Regions from separate parts of the Homo sapiens genome. Here region 2 is linked to region 1. A link is an interaction called in ENCODE POLR2A ChIA-PET data of the cell type or tissue named here. Cell type or tissue: Panc1. All regions are shown on one strand. Links, peaks and the distances in the headings refer to the core of each region. The heading gives the core; the rest is flanking DNA.

Region 1 (9,059 bases), core at 310-8,309:
ACAAAGAAATATAAAGTAAAATGGTGGTTACCAGGAGCTGGGGGCAGGAGAGAAGTGGGAAGCTGTTTAGTGGGTGTAGAGTTTCAGTTTTAGAAGATGAAAAAGTTCTATAGATTGGCTGCACATCAATGTGAATATACTTCATGTTATTGAACTGTATACTTAGAAATTGTTAAGATGGTAAATTTTATGTTATGTATATCTAAAAAACCAAACAGATACACCTTATGTCTTAGTCCATTTGTGCTACTATAGCAAAATATCTGAGACTGAGTAATTTGTGAACAACAGAAATTTATTTCTTACAGTTCTGGAGGCTGGAAAAGTCCAAGATCCAGGCGCCAGCAGGCTTGGTGTCTGCTGAAGGATACTCTCTGCTTTTCTACTCTTGTGCCCTTTGGATGGTGCCTTGTTCCTGCATCCTCCAAAGGATGTGTGGTCACATGGTAGAAGGCACAGAAGGACAACTCACCCCTTCAAGCCCTTTTTGTAAGGTGCTAATCCCTTCATAAGCATGGAGCGCTCATGGCCTAATTACCTCCTAAAGTTCCCACCTCTAAATACAGATGCATTGGGGATTAAATTTCAACATGAATTTTGAAAAGGACACAAACCATTCAAATCATAGCACTCCTTTACTACTTGGTAGAAAGTGATCAGTGAGACAGGAAGGACTGAGAAGTAATAAGTGTTAGAAATGGCTTCCAAGACAGGGTAGATCTGGCTGCGCAGCAGAAGATGGATAAAATTTGTGTGTCAATGAGGAAGGTGAGAAGGGCAACTCAGGGGAAGGGAACAGTGAGCAAAGTTATAGACATGCTTTAAAGTCCAGTCCTTGCAAGGAACAGATCTCCAAGTTCATGGTTCTATAATTGTGGGTGTCCCAGCCATCTTTGCTGTGGTCAGAGACCTGAAAGCAAAGTCTAAACCAGGTTCATGAAGTTGTGGTGTGCTGGACAGGTACTCATTCATGATTCATTCAGTAAACATTTACATAGTGCCAGGTGCTATGCTAGGCACTTTATGTATGGTGGCAGATTTAATAACCCTAACAACTTTGGAGCTATTAATAGCTCCAATTAACAGATGCAGATGCAGATGCAGAAATTGTGACTCAGAGAGAGGAAGTAACCTGTCCAAAATCACATGACGGGTAGGTGGCAGGAGCAAGACTTTTCCTATAGAGCCCATGCTGTGTCCACTAAGCCACACGCTTCTTCTTGCAGGTGAGTGCCAGGTGATGTCTGCTTTTGAACTACAGTCAAAATGGCACCTGGCCGCCACCACTTGCCATCTTCTTGCTGCTTCTGAGGATACCTTACATTTCTGAGGCTCAGCTTTCTTTTCGTTTTTCTTTTTTGTTTTTGAGACAAGGTCTTGTTCTGTTGCCCAGGCTGGAGTGCAGTGGCATGATCACGACTCACTGCAGCCTTAACCTCCCATGCTCAATCAGTCTGCCCACCTCAGCCTCCTGAGTAGCTGGGGCTACAGGTGCACACCCCCACATCTGGCTGATTTTTGTATTTTTTTTTTTCGTAGACACAGGGTCTCATTCTATTGCCCAGGCTGGTCTCAAACTCTTGGGCTCAAGTGATCCTTCCTCCTTGGCCTCTCCAGTAACTAGGACTACAGAGGTGTGCCACCATGCGTGGCCTCAACTTTCTTTTTTGTTGTTGTTGTTAATGTTGTTTTTCCTAGCCACCTAGATGACCAGGGACAGGCTCAGCTTTCTTGTCTGTGAAATGAAGGCCTGTATTAGACCAGGTTATTTCTAAAGTTTCTCCCAGATCTAAAAACCTAATTTATTCATTCATCAAACACAAGTTTTATATCTATTATATGCCAGATACTGTGCTCATGGGTAGTAGCAATCAAGATTTGACAGCACACTGTTTTTGACTATAAGGAGATTGTAGGCTAAAGAAAGAGACGTAAAAGAGATGATTATCATACAGTATGGTCATAATGCTGGCAGTGTACATAGAGATAACTACTGGAGCATAGAGGAGGGGCACCTGACCCTGTCTAGGATGAGAGGATGTTAAGAGGAAATGACTCCAGGAAGATAATGAAGAAGACCACAAGAACCTCATCCTTCCTGTTGTCCCTATGGTCATAAGCATGTTATTTATTTATTTATTTACAGAGTCTCCCTCTGTCTGTCACCCAGGCTGGAGTGTAGTGGAATAGTCTCAGCTCACTGCAACCTCTGCCTCCCAGGTTCAAGCGTTTCTCCTGCCTCAGCCTCCTGAGTAGCTGGGATTACAGGCATATGCTATCACTCCTGGTTACTTTTTGTATTTTTAGTAGAGACGGGGTTTCGTCATGTTGGCCATGCTGATCTCAGGCTCCTGACCTCAAGTGATCCACTCACCTTGGCCTCCCAAAGTGCTGGGATTACAGGCATGAACCATAACACTTGGCCACTTATTTATTAAAGTCATTAAAACTTTGGCAAACTTTTTATTTTAAGTCTTATGGAAAATTTAGTCATATATGACAGTTAAGTTCCCAGCAATTTGTCAAATATCTATAAGGTTTAGAATCTCTTCCAGATTAGAGAAAGATTATAAGGTTAAAAAGGGACCTGTGGGTTAGATTTTTTTTTTTTTGAAGGCATTTAGGAAGCATAGAGCAGATTAGTAAGAGACTCAAGGGTCCAGAGTTATTGGAGATGCTCACAACTAAAGTCACAGATGGTTATGCTTCAAAAAAGCAAGTGAAATTGCCAAGACACTGGGTAATATATGTGATTTTCTCAAAATTACTAAGTACCGCTGAGTTACTAAGGATTAGAATTACTAAATATACAATTTCAATACTAAGAAATTGAAGTGGAGGTTGAGGGGCAAAAGTTAGGCACTAACCATTAATTGAGCAGCTGTGCTCTGCCCTTTGCATTTATAATTTTATTTGATCCTCCCCACAATCCTGTAATGTAGGTGTTCTTATCCTGGCTTTATAAGTACAAAAACTGAGGCTCAAAGAGGTTGTGACTTGCTTAAGGTCACAGCTGGAAGGAGACTAAACAGTGGTTTAAGGCTCCTTCCTCTACTTCATGCTCCTTCAAAACACTAGAGTTTCTATTTCTGGAGGAACCACCCAGGGTGCAGGGCATAGACGCCTCCCTTCCATCTATGGAGCCCAGGGGATTCATGATAGTTAGGGGAGGCCAGCTCTTCAACTTTTCTAACACACTGAAGGACAGCTCCAGTTCCCTGTGTCTTCTCTCTGAGGTGGTAGATCACCAAGTCACAGGGAAAGTTTTTTTACTAAAACATTAATATATTAATATTGCCTTGCACCTCACTGTCTCTTTTCCCAGTCAATGTATGAGTGTTTGATCTTGGCAATTTGTCTTTTAGAAGTGGCTCATAAAAATCATCTGAGAGAATGCTGATTGAGGTCAGCTAGGTTTGTAGTGGATCCCTTCTCCCTCCCCAACAAAGGAAAACTTCAGCTCATTTGCTCCAGATTCTATCTTTGCAGTTCTGAGAGACCTTGTCAACTGGTTCTTAGAGGCCTTGAACTATAAGATTAAGACAGGATCACATGGAAGGCTCAGCACTTCTAATCTGCTGCCTCAGGCTCCTTCTTCTCTCGTGTTCCCCTGTGGGCACAGTGTCTTGTCAGGGAATGTTTTCCCAGCTGGCTTTGGAGGCAGGCCAGACATCTCTCTCAGGCCCTTTAGCCCTTGCTGTTAAGTTCCCACACATGGCTGCATGCAACATGGAAAACTAGCTTCCAACATGGGTTGATGAATTATGGCAGTGGGGAAAAGTCTCCTCTAGCCAGGCCATTTCTCTTCCCTGGTATTCCATAGTTTGGGCTATAGCGAAATGGATAGAGGATCCGAGGTCAGGAGATCAGAGCTTAAGTCTTGGCTCAAGTCACAAATCCTGGGGCTGTGAGCACTTGATCTGTTTGAGCCTGTTTTTATTGCTGAAAAGGAAGGACTGATGACAATCCCAGCTTCATGCTGCTGTTCTGAGTCACGTAACTCAATATATAGTATAAATGGGCTTTATAACAAGCCTGTAGCGTGTTTTACAGATGCCAGAGCTTGTTCTTAAAGACCAAATTTGGCTCAAAGAGAAATGTTTCTGGAAATTGAGCAGGAGGCCTGCTCTGTCATCACTGGTCTCCAGTTCCTGGCAAACCTGATTATTGCTCAAGGAGGCATTTGTGGCATCATTCTCCTGTTTATTTTTGTAATCTCATTTATAGTATTGTAAATGCTACCAGAAGCTTTGGTGATTGTTGAATATTTATCTTTGAAAACTCTAGCCAGGGTTGTACACTCATACCCAGAACTATTTACCCCAGAGTAATTATTTGAATTCTTAGAGCTATGTGTGATTCATTTTCCAATAGATTCTGGGACAGCAGAGCTGGCTATGTATGATAAATAAGGTGTATCTCACTTGCTAGATGAGAACTCCTGAGGGTATCTTAGTAGGTAAACCATACGTCAGGGCTATTACAACTTCATACATGCTTCTGAGAATGAAATGAGGGTGGGGAAGAGGGTTTTTGTTTTTTTTTTTTAACTGTAAGTGCTTTATGAGTTTAAAGCTAGAAGCCCTTGGAAAGTGAAAAGGGTCTTTCGTGGACTGTCATCAGTTTGTTGGAATTATTACCCTGTTCTGACAAATTTTCTAGGTGTTCCCAAGACACTTAGGGATCGTTGCTTACTTCCACCTTCTTGCCGCTTCAAATGATAGCTCTTCATTCTTCCTGGCTGTGTTAGAACTCTTTAAGTTATGGACGGAAGCAACCCAACTCTAATTGGGGTAAAGAGAGAATGTGTGGGAAGGATACTGAGGTATTTTATGTAACCATGAAAAGAACAGGTACAGCCGGAACCAGGAGGTTTTAGAGCAGGTAACTTCCCTACCAGCCCCCAAATTTCAGTGGCTCAATAAAAATGAAGTTTATTTCTTGTGTGTACAGCAGTTCAACATGGTTATTCCTGGCTAAGCTGCCTTTAATGTTTCGGGCACCCAGGCTCCTTCCATCTTGTGACTCCTCTGTTCTTAGAGCTTTCTCCTTTTAACCTGCAGATGGAGAAGGAGATGGAAGGATCTCACATGGAAGGATTCCATGGGCCAGGTCTGAAAGTGGCTTATATCACTTCTGTCCTCAATCTATTGATTATAATTTAGTTTGTGACCCCATAATTTAGTTGTGACCCAGTAACAACTGAGAAAGGCCTGTTTGCCCAGGAAGAAAACAAAATAGGTTTGGTGAGCACCTAGCTAGTTTGAACCACACAGGGACTCAAAAGCTGTTAAGAGACAGAGTCTCGCTTTGTTGCCCAGGCTGCAGTACAGTGATGCGATCTCGGTTCACTGCAACCTTTCCAACCCTTATTACCACAGCCACACCAAATGATTGCATTTCATGGAATCTATGTCACCATCATTTCTAACATGTACAAGTATTTTATGTACCACTGAGAAAAAGAAAATGAGGTTCCTAATACACTATCACAAAATGCTAAGATGCCATTATAAAATGCATCCTAGTTTCCAACCAGTCAAAAATGTAAGAAAAAGTATTTTTAGAATTGATGAAGGATCATATTCATCACTTTAAAACAAAGCTCTATAATTTCATGCCTTGGTACCACTGCTCATTTAGTTTTTTCAGTCCATTTAAAAAATACTTGCAGGCCAGGTAACAATGAATAAAACAAATTCAGCTTCTGCCTTCTTAACTCTTACTGCCTCTCCCCTTTTCATTTTCAGCGATCCCCTCTCCTCCTTTTCCATCATCCTGTTGTTATGAAGTACCTGTTGTGTGCCAGACAGTCTGTTGAACAATAGGGCTCAAGAAGGAATATGATGGCTCTTATAGAACCTCAAGGTTCTTACAGTGTGGGTAGTAAGGGGAGCGGGGTGTTGAGAGACAATCATGCAAACAAATGAGTAAATAAAGGGATTCAGGTCCTATTATTAAAGTCTTTTTTTTTTTTAAGACATGGTCTTGCTCTGTTGCCCAGGTTGGAGTGCAGTGGCTCAATCATGTCTCAGGGCAGCCTCAACCTCCCAGGCTCAAGTAGTCCTCAGCCTCCTAAGTAACTGAGGCTACAGGCATGCACCACCATGCCCAGCTAATTTTAATTTTTTATTTTTGTTAGAGATGAGGTCTCCCTATGTTGCCCAGAATGGTCTCAAACTCTTAGGCTCAAGTGATCCTCCCACTGTAGCCTCCCAAAGCACTGGGATTATAGGCATGAGCCACCATGCTTGGCCCCATTATTAAAATCTCTATAGGGTACTGTGGGCCCCAAAAGGAAGGGGAATGGCCAATTCTACTTTGAGGAGTGAGAATAGTTGTACCATTCTTATTCTTACTGTTAAAATGATTGTACACTATTAAAAGAGTAATAGTCTCTTTGGATAATTGATGTGTAGTTATTTCCAAAGATGCCTGATAATAATCAATAAGTAGGCCAAGGTGTTTTCCAAAGCCTATTTGAATCACCTCAAATTTTCTATTGAACTTTACCTTCAAAAGGCACATGTTCCAGCCTGGGCAACATAGTGAGACCCTGTCTCTACAAAGAATTAAAAAAAAAATTAACCAGGCATGGTGGCGTATACCTTGTAGTCCCAGCTACTTGGGAGGCTGAAATGAGAAGATTGCTTGAGCCCCGCAGGTTGAGGCTGTAGTGAGCTATGATCACGCCACTGAACCCCAGCCTGGGCAACAGAGTGAGACCCTGTCTCAAAAAAAAAACACAAAAACTGCCCCCTGCACCCCCCGCCTCTGCCCCCCAGAAAAACCAGGCAAATGTTGGCCTCCTTTTTTTTTTTTTGATATGGAGTCTCGCTTTGTTGCCAGGCTGGAGTGCAGTGGCTTAATCTCGGCTCACTGCAACCTCCGCCTCCCGGGTTCAAGCGATTCTCCTGCCTCAACCTCCCGAGAAGCTGGGACTACAGGTGCATGCCATGACACCAAGCTAATTTTTGTATTTTTAGTAGAGATGGGGGTTTCACCATGTTGGCCAGGATGGTCTTGATCTCTTGACCTCATGATCCGCCTGCCTTGGCCTCCCAAAGTGCTGGGATCACAGGTGTGAGCCACCACACCCAGCATCTTTTTGCAAACATTAATAAATAGTTTGCAAGGACTTTTATAGTTACAAAACAAGGCGATATCAGACTTATCTTATTGTAGAGGCAGTCTGCCCCTCTTTACATTAATTATCTACCTACTTTAAAAAGTTTCTTTTTAACCATGTGGTTCTTTTTCGAGCTTGAGTGGATGCTCCAGCTCACATGCTCCAGCAGGGAGAAGGGCAGAGCATCTAAGAAGGGTGGAGTACAGCCACTCAGGGCCATGCTGGGGCCCAGCAGCAGGGCTTACAGCAATGGGATTTGGAGAGACGGTGGGTGAGGCTGTTTGGGGCTGGCATCAGCGAGCAGCCACGACAGGACCTTTCCTTAGAGGTCGCAGAGCTCAGACAGCATGAACCTAATGCAGGCTCCTTACCTCTCAAACAAGGATGCAGGCTAACATTAAACTCATTTTGATTGGCTAGACAACCCCAAGGTTGGGAAGTAAAGAGATTTTTTTTGAGGTTCATAGAAAGGTCAGCAGAGGGGCCAATGTTTGCCTACCTCCTCTGGCTATTGGAAAAAGAAAAAGCTTACCTACTGAGTCGGGGAAAGAATCCAAATTTAAACTGTCTCTCTTCTGGTTTATGAAGAGCTTAGAAATGAGCATTATAATATTCAGGATTTTTTTTTTTTTTTTGAGACAGTGTCTCACTGTTGCCCAGGCTGAGTGCAGTGGTGTTATCACGGCTCACTGCAGCCTTGACTTCCTGGGCTCAAGTGATTCTCCCACCTCAGCCTCCTGGGCAGCTGGGACTACAGGCATGTGCCACCACATTTGGCTAATTTCTTACTTTTTTAGGATTTCACTATGTTGCCCAGGCTGGTCTCGAACTCCTGGTCTTCAGCGATCCTCCTACCTCAGCCTCTAAGTGCTGGGATTAGAGGTGGGATTTTTTTTCTTTTTAAACCTTCTAGGCCAGCATATCTAGAGCAGGGTGCCTGGGGAGAAGGTGAGATTTGTGACTCCATGTCATTACTGGGCATACGGGGCCTTGTGGAGAGAAGTGAGCATCGTTTTATTTTTTGTAGAGACAGGGTCTTGCTATGTTGCTAAGGCCAATCTCAAACTCCTGGCCTCAAGCCATCCTCTTATCTCCCAAAGTGTTGGGATTACAGGTATGAGCCAGCATGCCCAGCCCCAAGTTGCTTCTTTAGAGGAAAGGAGAAAAGGCAGAATCTCTAGATCAACTTTGTGATTTATACGTAACAGTATGACAATGAAGTGTGTGGTTGGAGTGTATTGTACTTGTAAATGGAGATGCTCTACTGAGGGATGGTGGAAAAGCACTCTCAGCCCTTTTCAGAACTCATTGTTAGCAATCAAAAAGAGGAAGACTGAAAGAAAAAAAAAATCCTTTGAATCAGCAAGAGGTTTATACATAGCAGTGATTTATGGGTGAACAGAGGAGGAACATTAAAAGAATAATTGCTGGCTGTTTATTTTGGGAAAGTATGTGTGGTCAAGAGTCGAGGCAGGGAGCTTTATTTTTTCTTTTACCTTGCTCTATCTTCTATTATTGTTAATAGGATCATATACTCAAGACTTTCCTTGGCTTGTTGCCCTGACATAAATATTTGAATTCCTTGTTTTGGTATCGTGTATTTTTAACAACAATAGAGGGAAAAAGAAATAATGTTGTGAGCTAAATTATTCTATATGCCTTATTGTGGATGGAATTTATTCTCTTGGGTCCATGGCTATTAAGATGATCAGTTTAGATGATCTGTGTTTCTGATAGCTCTTTCTAGATAGCTTTATAATTTGCCCAAGGGGTTTGTTCAGGGGATGGCTACATGTATTTTTTTATTTGGTGGAACAAGGTGAGTTTTAATCCTGGTTATCTGAGCTCCAGGCCTTTCCAGGTGCCACCGTCATCCAAAAGGCCAATAAGAGTAGATTGTTCCTCTCATTGTGGCGTCCACCCTGGGGGC
Region 2 (9,059 bases), core at 335-8,334, 55 kb before region 1:
TCTGGGAACTGAAACCTAAAAATGCATCATAAAACTGTAGGGACTAAACTCTCCGGTTACTTAATAAGCTAGTAAAAGCTGGGTAAAGTGGATCATACCTGTAATCCTAGCATTTTGGGAGGCTGTGATCCCAGCACTTTGGGATTGCTTGAGCCTAGGAGTTTGAGACCATCCTGGTTAACATGATGAGACTCTGTCTCTACAAAAATTAGCTGGGCGTGGTGGTGCACGCCTGTAATTCCAGCTATTTGGGAGGCTGAGGCACAACAGTTGCTTGAACCTGGAGGTTGCAGTGAGTGGAGACTGTGCCACTACACTCTAGCCTGGGTAACAGGGTGAGACCCTGTCTCAAAAAACAAAAAAAAAGTTGTCAGTAGAGGCCTAGCACAGTGCCTCATGCGTGTAATCCCAGCCTTTGGGAGGCTGAGGCAGGAGAATCACTTGAACCCAGGAGTTCAAGACTGGCCTGGACAACATAAGGAGACCCTGTCTCTACAAAAAATGGAGAAAATTAGCCAGACATGATGGCACGTGCCTGTAGTCCCAGCTGCTGGAGAGGCTGAGGCAGGAGGATCAGTTGAGCCTTGGAAATCAAGGCTGCAGTGAGCTTTGATGGTGCCATTGCACTCCAGCCTGGGAAACAGAGTGAGACCCTGTCTCAAAAGACAAAACAAAAAACAAGAAACAAACAAAAAGCTGTCAATAAACAAAAAAGTAAACATTTAGTTTTTGGTTTTGATGTATACATATTCAAAAAGTATGTCATTTTTTCACAAAATAAATAATTATGTGGCAGTGCAAGGTTTAAATGTCTACTGTATTGAATTCATATGTAGATTTGCCATTTAAATTTTTGTTTGTTTGTTTTTGAGACAGGGTCTTGCTCTGTCACCCAGACTGGAGTGCAGTGGCATGAGCATGGCTCACTGCAACCTCGACCTCCTTGGTTTAATTAATCCTCCTATCTCAGCCTCCCAGATAGCTTGGGCTAAAGGCACATGCCACCATGCCCAGCTAATTTTTGTATTTATGTATTTAATTTTTTTGTAGAGATGCGGGTTTCACCATATATTGCCCAGGCTGATCTCCAACTCCTGGGCTCAAGCGATCCGCCTGCGTTGCCCTCCCAAAGTGCTAGGATTACAGGCATGAGCCACTGGTCCCAGTTACTTGAGAGGCTGAAGTGGAAGGATCTCTTGACCCCAGGAGGTTTAAGGCTGCATTCAGCCATGTTTGTGCCACTGCACTTCAGTCTGGGCAACAGAGTCAGATTCTGTCTCAAAAAAGAAAAAACAAAACAAAAGCAAAAACAAAAACAAACCAAAACAAACAAACAAAAAACCCAAAATTAACTCACAGAAATGTTAATAAGCAACATTCAAGCCAACAATGACCAGTTTGGAAACATAATGAAGAAAATAACTTTATCAACAATACCAACAAAAAAGATAAATGTCTGGAAATAAATTGATAAGAAGTGCACAAGATCTATATTAAAGTATTAAGTGACACAAACAATTTAAACCATTAGAAAGGTTGCTAAGCCTGAGCCACATTGCCCAGCCAGGAAAGAGACTTTCCAAAAGAGTTGTCCATTTCTATGAGCTTCTCCAGAGAAGGGAGTGAATCTTCATTACTTCCCCAGAGAAGGGAGTGGATCTTCATTATCCATGTTTTCTAGGGTCCCTCACAGTACCTGACAAAGAGCAGGGTTTGTGGAGTGAATTGAATAAATTGAATGGCTGACATGGGAGGTAGTGAGTTCTCTACCACTGGAAGTAGCCAGGAAATTGTAGTGAAACTGAGAATGCATCGGGTTAGAGACTCTTGATTATATTTACGGTCTCTTCTAATAAACTATGATTCTTATATTCTAAGATTTCCAAGAATTTTCCAAATCTTTAGAATAATATGATTAACCTTTCTCTGCCACATATTTGACCTCCAAAATATATCTCCCATCTCCCTACTTCTCTCTACCTCTACTGCCACTCTCTTAGCTCAAGATACCATCTTTTGTTACTGGACACCTAAATGATTTTCTTGATTCCACCTTTGCAGCCAGTGTAATCTTTTGATGTTGTAATCAGATTAGATTTAAGCAGGAGGGCTCTCCTGCTTAAAATCTCTTAATAGAAATCAGTGAAATAAAAAACAGGCAGGAAGAAGTAAATTACATGTTGTTTAAAAATTATATAAATTGCTTACCTGAGAAAAACAAGAGAATCAACTGAAAAACTATTACAAACAAGAAGAGAATTTAGTTCAGTGGTTGGATTACAGAATTAACTCACAGAATGACTGGTCTCAGTGGCTCATGCCTGTAATCCCAGCACTTTGGGAGGCCAAGGCAGGAGGATTGCTTAAGCCCAGGAATTTGAGACTAGCCTGGGCAATATAGAGAGACCTCATCTTTATAAAAATTAAAACAAAAAAATTTGCTAGGCATGGTGGTGCACGCCTGTGGTCCCATCTACTTGGGAGGCTGAAGTGTGAGGATCTCTTAAGCTCAGGAGGTTAAGGCTACATTCAGCCATGTTTGTACCACTATACTTCAGTCTGGGCAATAGAGTGAGATCCTGTCTCAAAAAAAAAAAAAAAAAAGAAAAAGCAAAAACAAAATAAACCAAAACAAACAAAAAACCCAAAATTAACTCACAGAAAGGTTAATAAGCAACATTCAAGCAAACGATGACCAGTTTGGAAACATAATGAAGAAAATAGCTTTATTAACAGTACCAACAAAAAAGATAAATGTCTAGAAATAAATTGATATATGCACAAGATCTATATTAAAGTATTAAGTGACACAAACAATTTGAACCACTAGAAAGGTAGCCCTTGGACAGGTGCAGTGGCTCACTTTGGGAGGCCGAGACGGGCAGATCACCTGAGGTCCAGAGTTCGAGACCAGCTTGCCCAACATAGCAAAACTGTCTCTACTAAAAATGCAAAAATTAGCCGGACGTGGTAGTGCATGCCTATAGTCCCAGCTACTCAGGAGGCTGAGGCAGGAGAATCACTTGAACCTGGGAGGCAGAGGTTGCAGTGAGCTGAGATTGTAACACTGCACTCCGGCCTGGGTAACAGAGTGAGACTCTGCCAAAAAAGAAAAGAAAAGAAAAGAAACAGAGAAAAAGATAGGAAGGCTCAACTTTTTTTTTTCTGAGGCAGGGTCTCACTTTGTCACCCAGGCTGGAGTGCAGTGGCACAATCTCAGTTCACTGCAGCCTTGACCTCCTGCCTCAGCCTCCCAAAGTGCTAGGATTACAGGTGTGAGTCACTGCACCTATCCGGAAAGCTCAACTTTATAAATAGAATCTATAACTTAAGCTCTCCTAATAAAAATCTAAATAGAATTTTGTCTTGGAATTAGATAAGCTGATTCCCAAATTTATATGAAAAATTAAATAAGAATAGAAATATATATTCCAAAAATAAATAAGAAGATCTACCAAATATTAAAACATTTTAAAGTTACAATAACTAAAAGAGTTCAGTGATCCAAAAAAAAACCCACAAAAGTGAAATCAAATACACATAGGAATTTAATCTATTATAAAGGTCTCATTTCAAATTATTGAGGAAAGATGGTTTATTTAATAACTGTTACATAAAAATCAGGATATCCATCTGGGAAAAAAATTAGCTTAGAGCCACACTGCATACTCAATGCTCAAAATAAACTCCAGATAAATAAATTATTTAATCATTATTTTTAAAGTACTTATAGAAAAGAGGAGACATTTTAGAATGTCAGAGTGAGGAAGAGGAAGAAATAAGCTGGCATTATTTACAAATGATATAGTTACATACATAGAAAATCCAAAAGAATCTACAGATAAATTATTAGAATTAAAAAGTGAATTTAAGAAGGTTGCTGGATAAAGGACCAGTATGCAAATCAGATATATTTCTACATACCAACAATAAACAGTTAGAAAACTTTTTTAAAAACATACAATTTCCACAGCATCTGAAGTTTCAAATAGGAATAAGTTCACACAAAGAAAAAGTACACAACCTGTACATAGAAAACTATAAATCTTACTGAGAGAAATTAAGGAAGAACTCAAGTTGTCTCTGAAGCCTGTTCCCAGAAGTGCTGCTGCTTGTCGTGAGCATATGGCTTTGAGGTTATGCCACAGAGTTGGAGTGCTGCCCTTGCAGACTCTGAGGGCCCATGGTTCCAGTGGGTGGCCTTGATGTGCTCCATGGCATCTGAAGGTGGTGTTCCTACTGATGGTGATGTGTCTGGACTGGAGATGTAGGTCATAATGGCTGCATGAAAGGGACTGGACCCATAGAATACACTACTCCAAAAGGAAGCTTCTGGCACCAAAGAAGACCCTAATTTAGTCTCCTCCATCACCAACAAGTGAATAGTGGGCTGCATCTGTGAAGAGTACAACAGTGCTGTCCTCTAGTTTTTGGCTGCACAAAGGTGAGACCCAGCAATGCCCTAACTGTGAAATCCATTACTATCTGGTGCCCCGCCAGTTGACCCACTGAGACTCTGCACTAAATTGCTCAAAATGCGCTGTAAAGTTTCTTCTTTCCAGTAAAGACTAGACATTGAATTGGCTCCTTCTCCCCCAACCCACCTGAAAAAAAAGAAGAACAACTAAATTAAGGAGAGGCTGTACCATATTCATGGATTGGAAGACCCAGTTACACTAAAGATACTGCTTCATCTCAGATTATCTACAGATTCAATGCAATTCCAATCCAAATTCCAAGAGGACTTGGTTTATAAGACTCCATAAGGTGATTCTCAAATTTATAGAAACATGGAAAGGACCCAGAATGGAAAATAAACTTTTGAAAAGGAGCAAGGTAGGAGTAATTGTCCCATTGAATATCAAGACTTATAAAGCTATAGCAATTAAGTCAGTATGGTAATGTTGCAAGGATAGAAAATACTAAGCCCAGAAATGAACTTCCATAAGGACATCTAATTTATGACAAAAATGACACTTCAGAACAGTAGGAAAAAGTTTTTCAATAAATGATGCTGGGTTATTAGATATCCAAGTGCTAAAAATGAAAAGATAATACAAAAACTCCAGGTGTACTATATTCCTAAATATGAAGGATAGAACAACACACCTTATAGGAGATAACACAGGAGCGTATCCACCTTGAGACGATGAAAAGTTCCTACACATAACCCAAAAAAGCACAATAAAGGAAAAGACTGATAACTTGACTACATGAAAATGAAGAGCTTTATTCATCAAGAGATAGCACTAGGAAAATGAAAAAGCAAACCAGAGTGACAGAAGATATATGCAACACATATAATCTACTAGGACTCATATCCCTAGTATACAAGAAAAACAGCTACAAATCATAAGAAAAAGTCTAAAAAATCTAATTTTATAAGTGGGCAAACGTCTTGAACAGGCACTTTGTAAAAGAAGATATCCAAATGGCCAATGAATGTCAGTATTCAGGGAAATGTTAATTAAAACAACAATGAAATATGACTGTGCACCCACGTAAGAGGACAGACAATCCCAATTGTTGGTGAAGACATGGAGCAACAGCTCTCATACATTGCTAATGGGAAGGTAAATTGGTATAACCAATCGGGAAAACTCTCTGTATTAGCTATGGAAGTTGAATATATACATTCCTACAACCCAGCAATTCTACTCCTAGGAATGTACTGGATAAGAATGCATGAATATGTGCATCAGGAGACATAAACAAGCATATTTATAGCAGCACTCAGCATTATTCATAGCAGCAAAAAACTGGAAACAACTAACATCATTATAAACAGTAGAATGAATAAATAAAAGCTGGCATATTTTTACAACAGAACACTACAGTGGAACAATAAACACACAACAACATATTAAGCTAAAGAAGTCAAATATAAAATAATATTACTACATAAATGATTTGATTCTTAAAGTTCAAAAACAAGCAAAAATTAAACTGTCATGTTTAGAAACTTATGTGGTAAAATTAGAAAGAAAAGCAAGAAGTTATTACCATAAATTCAGGATGGCGGTTATGTGTTGATGGGAGTGAGGGGGCACAAGGGGACTATGAGGATGATACCTTTTTTTTTTTTTTTTACAAACTCCTGTGTTGAGGGCTGACTGAATAGATCACAGCGAGGGAGCTGCTCGGCTATGTACGAAACCCCAACCCAAAAGCACATTTCTTGATATTGGTGGTGGTTACATGTGCTTGTTTTTGATCATTTATTGAGTTATATATTTTTGTCTGGTCAATTTTTCTGTATATGCATTACACTTAGCAATTTGAAAAAAATTTTTAAAATCCTCTCTCTAGAGAGACAGCAAATATGGCAAAATGTCAACAATTGCTGCAATAAGATGAAGGGTATATGAGTATTCTACTATTCTCCAACTTTTCTGTACATTTGAACATTTTTTTTAAAGTTGGAGAAAAACCTCTTTTGATCTAAATTCTCCTGTGGCCGGTGACCCATTTCAAATCCCTTACCCTTACAGCAAATTCCTTGAAAGTGTTGTCTACACTCTGAATCTCCAGTTTCTTTTCTCCAACTCTCTCCTGAACGTATTCCTACCCAGGTTTCATCTCCACTATAGCAGTGAAACTGCTCTTCTCAAGGTCATCGATAACTTCCCCATGGCTAAATCAAATGAATATGTGTTAGGCCGGCACTGTGGCTCGTTCCTGTAATCCCAGCAGTTTGGGAGGCTGAGGTGGGCGGATCACTTGAGGTCAGGAGTTGGAGACCAGCCTGGCCAACATGTCAAAACCCCATCTCAACTAAAAATACAAAAATTAGCTGGGTGTGGGGACACACGCCTGTAATCCCAGCTACCCGGAAAGCTGAGGCAAGAGAATTGCTTGAACCTGGTAGGTGGAGGTTGCAGTGAGCTGAGATCGTGCCACTGCACTCCAGCCTGGGTGACAGAGTGAGACTCTGTCTCAAAAAACAAACAAATAAAAAACAGATGATCATGTTTCAGTCCTCATCTTTATTTACCATCTGCAGCATTTTACATGGTTGCTTTCTCTTCTCCCTGAAATATTTTCCAGCTTTCAGGACATGTGCCTAATTTTTCTTTTACTTTTCCCAATGGTCCTTGTCATTCTCCTTTCCTGGTCTTCTCCCTGACCTTTAAATATTAAAGTGGCCCAGGATTTTGCTCCTGGGCAGCACATGGACACCTCAAACCTTTACTTACATGTAAGTTTTTCAGTGAAGCCTTATCTGGTGACTCTTACCTAAAATTACAGTCCTACACTTCTTAACTCTTTTCCTTGGTTTGTTATAGTCTCCTTAGCACTATCTAAAATTACTATTTTACTTATTTATTTTGTTTATTTCCTATCTTCCCCACTAGAATATAACTTACAAGAGGGAAAGATTGTTATGTTTTGTTACTGCTCCATGTCCAGCATCTAGAATAGTGCCTGGCACATATTAGGCACTCAATTAGTGTTTGTTGAATGCATAATGAGTTGTACTTAAAGTAAAATCTATAGTCCTAGTTTACAAAACCCTGCTTAACTTGTCTTCTGCCAACCTCTCTACTCTCCTTTCATTTCTCTAAACCTATCAAGCTCTTCTCCAACTCAGAGGCCTTGCATTTAACCTTTGCCCTGCTGAGAAACCTCTTTCCTGGCTCTTCACATAACTGGCTTCTCATTCTTCAGGACTCAGTTTAAATATTCTCTCCCCAGAAAGGTCCACTCTGACCACCCCATCTCTCTTTGCATCCCTCTCTGCCCAATTACACTATCCAGATACAGTTTCTTTATAGTACTTGTCACAATTTTCTTGTTCCTTATTTGATGACATGTTTTTTGGTCTGCCTATCCTGGTGGAATGTAAGTCTGCCGGTCTTTCTCAGCGATATATCCCCAAGATCTAGCACAGGCCTGGAACATAGTTGTTGCTCAATAAATGGCTATTAAATGAATGAATAAAGGCATATGTAAATAAATGAGCAAAACAACTTTCTCAGTGCTTAGGGCAGGGTTTGAATATACATAAAGAACCAATGCCATCACTCTGTATCCAGAAGAAGACAAAGGGGATTTGTTCTGATGCATCAAGAGCCCAAGAATGAAATATTCAGCATTCCTTTAGAGCCAACTGCCTTGCAAGATTCTTTTTCCCTCTAAATAGTCTGACCAGTTACTGAGGTATAAAGAGCAAATGTGGAAATAGTCCACCTGCACCAAATGGATGCGTTTGATGTACTAATCAGAGATGGCCTGAAATGTTTGGTTATGGACAATTAAGGACAGCTGGCCTTTGAGATCCTTTAATGTGTGCTTGAAGCAATAATGGCTGTGTGGGAAGAGAAGTGGGAAGGTGGCTTCCTAGTTAGGGACAAAGTACATGGTGTATTCTACCCACTTCTCCATTTATTATTGTTATATTATTATTATTATTATTATTATGTGTACAAGAGCAGGTTTTACAGCAAATTAAGGTCAAGCTTAAAAGGAAAAAGAAGACACAAAAGATAAAAATGCAATGTGGAGGCCAGGCGCGGTGGCTCACGCCTGTAATTCCAGCACTTTGGGAAGCCAAGGTAGGCAGATCACCTGAGGTCAGGAGTTCGAGACCACCCTGACCAAAATGGAGAAACCCTGCCTCTACTAAAAATACAAAATTAGCTGGGCGTGGCGGCGCATGCCTGTAATCCCAGCTACTTGGGAGGCTGAAGCAGGAGAATTGCTTGAACCCAGAAAGTGGAGGTTACGGTGAGCCAAGATCGCAGCATTGCACTCCAGCCTAGGCAGGAGTTAAACTCTGCCTCAAAAAAACAAACAAAAAAGCAATGTGGAGTGCAGAAGTTGTAGAGGCAGAGCACCCCTATATTGCTTTTGTGAGAAGGAGGATCCATTAGGGGCCAGGCATTTCACTTACATGAACCCACTGAATCTTTATAATAACCCATCATAGAATGTATGTGTGTCATTCCCATTTAACAGATGAGGGAATGGAGGTTTAGAGATGTGAAGGATCTGTTCAAGTTCACACAGAAAGTGAGTAGCAACCTCTTTGAAATCCTGATCTCTCTGATGCCAGAGCT

Evidence for each region. Peaks named below come from ENCODE experiments on the same cell type or tissue, not always from the same donor. Only the 100,000 strongest peaks of a DNase experiment are listed, where the experiment ranks them.
Region 2: POLR2A ChIA-PET joins it to region 1 with 5 read pairs; 9 of 35 experiments call an interaction of 5 or more read pairs at or near these places.

Annotation. Positions count from the first base shown.
Region 1 is chr11:83,047,174-83,056,232 of GRCh38, reverse strand. All of the region lies in intron 1 of RAB30 (RAB30, member RAS oncogene family), which reads left to right. Among named protein-coding and RNA genes, the nearest start is that of SNORA70E, 10 kb to the right of the region's middle. RefSeq lists an enhancer at 1,197-1,356. In Panc1, for the core only: no CTCF peak of the experiment used is centred there; a DNase peak (open chromatin) is centred at 4,292; H3K4me3 peaks cover 690 bases; H3K27ac peaks cover 3,387 bases.
Region 2 is chr11:83,102,024-83,111,082 of GRCh38, reverse strand. It overlaps the pseudogene COX5BP4 and the pseudogene C1DP5. Among named protein-coding and RNA genes, the nearest start is that of LINC02951, 9.4 kb to the right of the region's middle. In Panc1, for the core only: no CTCF peak of the experiment used is centred there; no DNase peak of the experiment used is centred there.